2 separate regions of the Mus musculus genome follow, and region 1 is linked to region 2. A link is a loop called in an ENCODE intact Hi-C map of the cell type or tissue named here. Cell type or tissue: heart. All regions are shown on one strand. Links, peaks and the distances in the headings refer to the core of each region. The heading gives the core; the rest is flanking DNA.

Region 1 (4,390 bases), core at 325-4,324, 67 kb after region 2:
ACAGGAGAGTGAATCAGAGGGGAGAAACAGAACCCCGGGTGGGGGTGGGGGGTGGGGGGGTGGGGGGGTGCGGGGGTGTTGACAGGTGAAGTCCCGAGGAACATGTGGCGCTTGTAAACCACTAGGTTGCCTGTCACTGAGGCAGATGGAAGGCCTTCAGAGCACTCTCAGCAGAGACCCAGATGTGACCATCTGAGCCATAGTGGGACTAGAGAAGATTCCCTGAGGGATGGGGGCGGGGGAAGACCTGGAGGGCACAGCGGAGCAAAGAAGTGGACAGGAACTGAGGTAGCTGCTAAGGACTTAAGAGTCAAGGCACTACCCCCCCCCCCTTTGGATTTTCGAGACAGGGTTTCTCTGTGTAGCCCTGGCTGTCCTGGAACTCACTCTGTAGACCAGGCTGACGTTAAACTCAGAAATCCACCTGCCTCTGCCTCCCAAGTGCTGGGATTAAAGGCATGCACCACCACTGCCCGGCTTTTTATTTTTAGAGTCAAGACAATTTTGCTTTGTTTTCCTGCATTGTAGGATTAATGCCCACCCTTTTTGAGATGGGATTTTATGTAGCTTAGGCTGGCCTGGAGTTTACTTCATAGCCCAGGATTGCTTTGAACTCCCTCTCCTCCTTCAGATTTATTTATTATGTACACAGTGTTCTGACTGCATATATCCCTGCATGACAGAAAAGGGTGCCAGATCTCATTACAGATGGTTGTGAGCCACTATGTGGTTGCTGGGACTTGAACTCAGGACCTCTGGGAGAGCAGTCAGTGCATCTTAAATTCTGAGCATCTCTCCATCTCTGAACTCCTGATTCTTCTATCCTCACTCCCCAAAAGCTAGCATTGAAGTTATGTGCTACCGGGGCTGGAGAGATGGCTCAGGGGTTAAGAGCACTGGCTGCTCTTCCAGAGGTCCTGAGTTCAATTCCCAGCAACCACATGGTGGCTCACAACCATCTAGAATGAGATCTGATGTCATTTTCTACCATGTAGGCATACACGCAAATAGAGCACTCACATACATAAATACGTCTTAAAAAAAAAAAAAAAAAGGTACGTGCTCCAACGTCCGGTGTATGTGGTGCCGGGAAATGGAGCTCCATACATCCTAAGCAACCTCTCCAGCAACTAAACTACATTCCCAGGTTCCCACAGACAATAATAATGTTGCTGTAGATGAACCAGAAAAAAAAAAGGGAGGCATGGATGTCAGCACTGCATGTGTCAACAGCAGGTTAGAGCAGAAGCCTCCAACAGAGCCACTGCAGTGGGCAAGGTGTGACAAGGAGTACCTGGAGAGCCTTTTGAGGGTGGTTTTAAACATCTCACCTGCCCCTCCTGGCAGTACCCTTGTCCCAGCGGAGAGCATTCCAAACCCACACCTGACCCAAGCGTGGATTCAGTACTTGAAAGCTTCACCCACCACCAAAAGGCCCAGAGATGGAGACAGATGGGTAGGCAATGGCTACGAGAAAAAAAATTTTAAAAACCGCCGCCGGAGAGATGGCTCAGCAGTTAAGAGCACTTCTGTTCTTCCAAACACCTGTACCTCCAGCTCTAAGGAATCTATTGCCCTCTTCTGGCCTCTGGAGGCACTGCACTTGTGTACACATAACACTTTCTCCACCATAGACACAACCAAGAGGCTAATCATCATCATCATCATCATCATCATCATGAAGGGAACAAAAAATCCTAGACTGTCTCCTGTCCTGGGAATACAAAGGGCAGTGGTGGCAGCGGCAATAGCCAGGAACTGCCTGTGCTGTGGTAGCTATCATCGTGAGCCGTGTGCACTAACCCTTGAGTTCTGTAAAGTGGAGGCAGTCCTCCCTTGGGGCTGCTGGAGACAATGCACAGAAAGCATTCTCTGCAGGGTGCTCAACAGTGAGTCCTTCCCTTCCCTCCTTCCAATGTCCTGGCCTAGCAATTGCCTTAGGAAATTGTATGCTTGCAGAGTGGCTCCAATGGTAAACACAGAGCCCCTCCTGCTGGTGATAGCTGGAACTGCACCCAGCCCCAGTACAGCTAGCTCCCTTTAGGACACAGGCCACTAGACCTTCCCACCCATTACATGCCAGGGCTCACATCCATTGTGTCATGTCATTGCTTCTGCAGAATGAAGTGGCCTCTCCTCCACTTCTTGGCGACAGCAAGTGTCACCCACTTTGGAAGAATTTACAGCTACATTGTTCCTTCTACCTCTGCCAGAAAGAATATAAAATATTCTCTTTTCATTTTTCTAAATAGTTGGACTAATAACTAAATTTGCTAGACAGACAGATGTGGGGAGGACCTAGCACATCTGCCTGTCTCTTACTTGGGAGAGACTCCCCCAGACCAGGGCCAGCCTTACCTGTCATCAGGGTCTCATTCTAGCACAAGTAGTCACTGTCCCACCAGAAATCCCTAGGAGGAAGGTGAGTGTGGGTGAGGTGACATGTGTACACCCTTTTCTGCGTCTTCCTGAATACCTGAGAATGCCTTTTGTACTCTTTAGGAACACTTTTTGAGCTGGACGGTGGTGGCGCATGCCTTTGATCCCAGCACTTGGGAGGCCGATCTCTTGAGTTCGAGGCCTCCCTGGTCTACAGAGCAAGTTTGAGGCCAGCTAGGGCTACAGAGAATCCCTGTCTTGAAAAACAAACAAGCGAGCAAAAAAACCCAAAAAACAAAAAAATATTTTTGAGACACTGTTTTAGCTTTGGGGAATCTAGAACATATTATGTAGATCAGGCTGGCCTTGAACTCTTTAGAGATCTGCCTGCCTCTGCCTCCCAAGTATATATGTATGTGTGTATATTTGCTTGTACATGTGTGCCTGAATGTTTATAGCAGTTGGAGGTCAGAGGACAGCTGTGTGCAGTAGATTTCAGGGATTGAAATCCCACCAGCAGGTGTGGGCAGCAGTGCGCTACCCACTGAGCTCCCCAGTCCTCCTTTTTGAGGCAGTCTTGCTATGTAGCCCCAGTTGGCCTGGAACTTGCAATCTTCCCAACTCAGACCCCCAGGTTGAAATTTCAGGTGTGAGCCACCGCATCCAGCTGAAGTTTTCAAGTAGCAGGGAGGAGAGACCCTTTGTGTGGTAGCCTCTGCTCCCCTCCAGCGACTGACTATACCATTGTTTATGTTCCCCTCTTGATGGCTCCTCGCAGTGGTTCCTCTACCTGGAAAGCCTTGGTCCTCCTCTTCCGGGTACAATTCTTCAGTGCTCGGCTAGAGCGTCATCCGGAAACCATGTTGACCTTCTATGTCTCGATGGGCTTCCGAGCTCTATCATAGCCTTCCAGTTAGACAGTTTAGCATGGCCACTTCTTTCTGGCTCATCTAAAACAAGGTCTCACCTATCCCAGGCTAGACCTTAGACTCATGACATTGGATAGGCTGGGGCTTGTGACCCTCCTGCCTCCACCTCTCAAGTGCTGGGATTACAGGCATGTATCATCCACCCAGCTGTGTTTTAAGTACTTTTTGAGGGTGTGTGCATTCCCGTGGGGTATGTGCACATATTCCTCCATTACTCTCCAACTGGTTTTCTGAGAGTCTCTCACTGAGCATCCAATTTTTGGATCTGGCTTGACAGGATAGCCAACGAGCTCTGGGTGGGGGTGGGGGTGGGGTCCCTGCCTCCCACACTCCCTCCCAATGCTAGGGGTCATCTGCCTATGACATAGTTGAGGACAAGGAATTTGGACTCAGACTCATGTACTTATGGTGCCAGGCACTTTACTGAGACAACTCCTGGATCCTTTTTCAAAATTTTTATGTGTATGTATGGGTGCTCTTGCAGTCAAGGCTTTTGATTTCCTGGAATTACAATTAGGTTGTAACTGTACTGGGAACAGAATTGAGCTTCTCTGCAAGAACAGCAGGCACTTTTAACCGAAGACATTCCTTTAGCCAAACCCACTAGTTTTTATTCTATTCATTTTTGAGACAGTTTCTGTGTAACTCCGCGACTGTCCTCGGTAGACCAGGCTGACTCTAGGATCGCTCCGCCTCTGCCTCCTGAGTAGTTTTAAAGGCACTGGATATTTTAAACTCCAGAACAGGAGAGAAAACTGAGACGAAGCCAGGCACAGGAGAGCATCAGCAATAGACAATTTAGAGGACCTCCCTCGCACAAGCAGCTACAGACCTGAACTCAGATGTCACTTCCCCATGGCGCTCACAGACAGGTTAATGTGAGTCCAAGTCTCCTTAGCAAAGTGGATGTGCTGTGAATGGCGCCACAGGATCTCAGTGGGTCACTGCAGATCTTCATGAGAGGACTTGCCTGTGTAAACTGGCGAAGCCAATCTTTTGTGCTATGGTTACACATCTCCATTCTTTAGAAGTTGGGTTTGTTGTTGAGGGTTTGTGTTGCCCAGGCTGGCCCTGAACTCTTC
Region 2 (4,390 bases), core at 250-4,249:
TGGTAACAGTACCCAGTCTCCTGGGAACATCCAGGTGTGGTGTGGGCCGGTGGTGCTGGCTACTAAGGAGGTTCTTGGAGGCTCACTTGAGCTCAGAGGTTCAAGGTAAACCTGAGCAACACAGGGAGCTCCCTGAGATTCAATAACCTGCACAGCCAGGTGGCCCAGCAGTGAAGGAACTGCCACCAAGTCTGATGACCTGAGTTTCATCCCTAGGACCCATGAGTCACGCACGAGGTGGAAGGAGAGAACTATCTCCTCCAAGCAAGTTCTCCTCTGATCTCCGCACAGTGTGTGTGTAGGCATGATATATATGTGTGTGTGTGTGTGTGTGTGTGTGTGTGTGTATATATATATGATCAAGACTTTTATTTTTTTCATTTTCAAATAAGTTTTAAAGAGACAGTTTTCCAAGAACCTAATGCCAAGTCTAGGGTCACTGAAAGTGCTCAACAATTGTTAATTGCCTCTGGCCTTCCTTAGTGGGCTACTCCGGCAAAGTGCCGGATTATACACGGAGCACAGCTGGACAGCCTGCTTCAGGCCAGACTCAGCAGCTGTGTAACCCTGGGCTAGTTACTCTCTCAAGGTCAGTTTTTCTGGGTAAAACGGACATTAAAGATACTTCACAAGCTAAGCTGTTGCGATGATATTATGTAAAATATATCATGTGCACAGGGGTTGGAGAGATAGCTCAGTGGTTAAGTGCACTGGCTGCTTTCACAGAGGACCCAGGTTCAATTCCCCAGCACCAACAACTGTCTTTAACTCCAGACCCAGAGAATCTGATGGCCTCTTCTGGCCTCCATGGGGCAGCAGGCACACATGTGCATACATGCAGGCAAAACACTCACACAGGTAAAAACAATAAACTTTCTTAGGCAGTGGCTTACAGATCTTCTGGACTACATCTACCTCCTATTTCTGAGTTGTAATTCAAAAAGCAAGTGTAACTTTTGACTGGTGTGATAGCGCAAATCTTCAATCCCAACACTTGAGAGACAGAAGCTAGTGGATCTTTGAGTACAAAGCCAGATTGATCTACATTGTAAGTTCTAGGCTAGCCAGGGCTACACAGTTAGACCATTATCTCAAGGGAAAAAAAAAAACCCCTTCAAGGTCACCTTGGAATACTATGCCTTTAAAAATCAAAAACAAAACCTGGATTACTGTGATTATCGTGTCATCCCAGCTGAGGGAATGTTTCTTCCTTTAAGTCCTGATTTTTTTTTTTCCTGGTTTCTTTCTGTCTTCCTGGTTCCTACACTCATCCAGGGTACAGAGATGGGCTTCTAACTAATGCTTTTGTGTTTATGTTTGTTTGAGGTTTGGTTTTGTTTTCTTTTACATTTATCTATTGGGTGGACAGACACCACAGAAGACAAATTGCAGAAATAAGATTTTCTCCTTCCACCGTATGGGTTTGGGGAACTGGACCTCTCGGTGGCAATGTTTTGTGTTTCTTTTCTGGAGTCCCAGAGATGGAACGCGCTCATTTGAACAACCACTGTACCTCAGAGCCTTCTATCTGAGTGTCCTGATTGAGTTCGCGAATCTTCCCGACCACCGGCTCCCTCTCAGTGTCTAGCTTTCATGTACTAGATCCTTGTCCCCCTGGCAAAGTCTGTGTCCTGCCCCTGGCACTTAAAATCCTCTTGAGCACTTTTTGGTTTGGTTTTGCTTTTGGAACAATGTTTCATGCATCCTAGACTGCCGTTGAACTCTGTCTCCCAACTGAGCTACACACACAAACAGCCTTGATGGCTAAGTCTCTGCGCTTCAACCTCTAATCTACTTTCCTTTTAAAGCCACGATCTGTGAACGGTTCCCGGCAGCACAGACCCCAGCCCCAGTTCCTAGAACGAAACAAAAATCAAGCAGGTTTCCCCCGCAGCCCTACCTAGTTGAGCCCCTGCGACTCCCCAGGGGGCCAGGAATATCAGCCACCCGAGCAGCGTCATCCTCTGGATCCCCCCACGGCGGGCGGCCGAAGCTCCTCCAAGTCCGTCTGCGCCGCGGGTTCCCACCTTGTGGCCAGCCACGTGTCTGGGCAGAACTACTCGTTTGGCTGCTTCCAGTGTTCCAAGTTATCCTTGGCGGATGGCTGCTCTTGCTTTTCCCTCTCTTGCCCAGCAGGGCGTGCGCTTGATTGGAGGAGGGACGCACCAGTGAGCGCTGGAATAGCTTGTAGGTCTCTGTGGAAACCGCATCTGTGTTGCAAGGTGCTGTGTTGGAGTTCCCCGACTTTTCGAAAGAAATTCATAAGTACTTAGGAGCAAAATGATAGGATCTTCGAGGTACGCTTTAAAGTTTTCTAGTCGAATTGAAGGCATTTCGGTTCAGTCAGCCTCCAGAAAATGCAGGAAGCACCATCGACTTACTGTCTTCTCCTTGCAGAGCTGCAACACGGATGGATGAATGAATTAGCTACCTGTGGCAACCAAAGAGCCTTAAAAGCTAGCCTTAAAACCAGATGTGCAAGCCCTCTCTCAAGGATAGCCCTGGCACTCTTGAGGCAGGAGGATTAGGAGTTCAAGGCCATCCTAGGCTACTTTGATGACTTTGGGGCCAGTCTGGGCTACCTGAAACGATATTACAAACAAACAACAAACAGAGTTATTTGCTGATCGTGCCAGGAGATGAGGACTACTAGAAACTGGGCAAAAGGGAGATAAGATGGTGTTGTCCCCCTGAACATGCCTTGAGAGCCTGAGGGCTGAATCACTCCTTAGCAAGTTACCTAACCTGAGAAGACAGAGAGAGCTGTGACTCAAGTCTGAGGAAGGCGATGAGAGGTTTCTGGAAGGAGATGACATAAACTTACTCCCTTTGTTTTGATTTTTTTTTTCCCTTGCAGTTAGGGATGGTTTGGGCTTTGTCTTTTTGTGGTTTATTTATTTCTATTTGTTCTTTTTGTTTTTTTGCTCCTGTTGTTGTCCGTACAGGGATGAAACCCAGATCTTCACTCAAGCAAGGCAAACTGTCTAGCTCACCGCCACACTCCCACGCCTAACCAGCTTGAACTTGATGAACACAGGAGAAAACAGGTTGTGTGGGAGGTGGGAGAGGAGCGTTAGTGAGGCAGGAGGAAGAGTGGAGGGGGAAGAGTTTTGCAAAGAGTGATGGGGGCTTCTGAGGCTCTGAAGCAGGCAGGAGCCAGGCTGTGCTTAGATGTTTGAGCTGGGAGCTTTGGGAAGCCAAGAAGAGGATCAGAGGCAAAGTTGAGGCTGGAGAGATGGCTCAGCAGTTAAGAACACTGGCTGCTCTTGCAGAGGACTCAGGTTTGGTTTCCATCAACTACATAGAGGGTAAAGGCGGTCTTTAACTCCAGTTCCAGGGCATTCAGTGCCACTACACACACAGTGCCATAGTGCATGCATATATATATATATTATATATGCATGCATATATATGTGTGTGTGTATGTATATATATGCATATATATATATGGAAAATACTCATATATATAAAACATGATTTTTTTCTTTTCTTCTTCTTTTCCTTTTTTAAAGACAGGGTTTCTCTGTAGCAGGGTGACTGTCCTGAAACTCGATCCATAGACCAGGCTGGCCTGGAAATCACAGAGATCTGCCTGCCTTTGCCTCCTGAGTACCCTGAGTGCTGGGATTGCCTCCTGTGCACCATCACGCCCAGCCTAAATAAATCTTTTTTTTTTAATTTATTTTTATTTTATGTGCATTGGTGTTTTGCCTGAATGTATGTCTGTGTGAGGGTGGCTGATCCTCTGGAACAGGGGTTACCAACAGTTGTGAGCTGCTGTTTGGATGCTGTGAATTGAACCTGGGTCCTTTGGATGAGTACCCAGGGCTCTTAACAACCGTGGAGCCATCTCTCCAGCATCCCCTCCTCCTCCTTCTCCTCCTCCTCCTCCTTCTCCTTCTTTCTTCTTATTTATTTATTTTATTTTATTTTATTTTTTATATGTAAGTACATTGTAGCTGTCTTCAGACACTCCAGAAGAGGGAGTCAGATCTCGTTACGGATGGTTGTGAGCCACCATATGGTTGCTGGGATTTGAACGCTGGACCTTCGGAAGAGCAGTCGGGTGCTCTAACCCACTGAGCCATCTCACCAGCCCCTTCTTATTTATTTATTTATTTATTTCTCCAGACACACCAGAAGAGGGCATTGGATCCCATTACAGATGGTTGTGAGCCACCATGTGGTTGCTGGGAATTGAACTCAGGACCTTTGAAAGAGCAGTCAGTGCTCTTAACCACTGAGCCATCTCTCCAGCCCAATAAATCTTAAAAAAGAGAAGAAAAAACAGACAGCCCAATTTGCATCTCCGAAGGATGAACACGGGAAGAAAAGGGCACGGTGTCTGAGGTACAGAAGTTGTCTTGGCCCATTTTCTGTTACTTTAACA

What was found. A loop is a pair of places that touch in the nucleus more often than their neighbours do. Peaks named below come from ENCODE experiments on the same cell type or tissue, not always from the same donor. Only the 100,000 strongest peaks of a DNase experiment are listed, where the experiment ranks them.
Region 1: a loop joins it to region 2, with 4 times the contacts of the local background. A loop is called at or near these places in 1 of 42 quality-filtered maps.

The regions. Positions count from the first base shown.
Region 1 is chr4:132,822,183-132,826,572 of GRCm38, forward strand. No RefSeq gene overlaps it. Among named protein-coding and RNA genes, the nearest start is that of Ppp1r8, 19 kb to the right of the region's middle. In heart, for the core only: CTCF peaks have their summits at 1,577 (motif pointing left) and 1,996; DNase peaks (open chromatin) are centred at 1,579 and 1,999.
Region 2 is chr4:132,755,085-132,759,474 of GRCm38, forward strand. It overlaps Smpdl3b (sphingomyelin phosphodiesterase, acid-like 3B), which reads right to left and starts at 2,087. Exons shown (of 8, transcript NM_133888.2): 1 at 1,901-2,087. The coding sequence starts at 1,961. In heart, for the core only: a CTCF peak has its summit at 2,125; a DNase peak (open chromatin) is centred at 2,017; H3K4me3 peaks cover 1,111 bases; H3K27ac peaks cover 740 bases; H3K27me3 peaks cover 873 bases.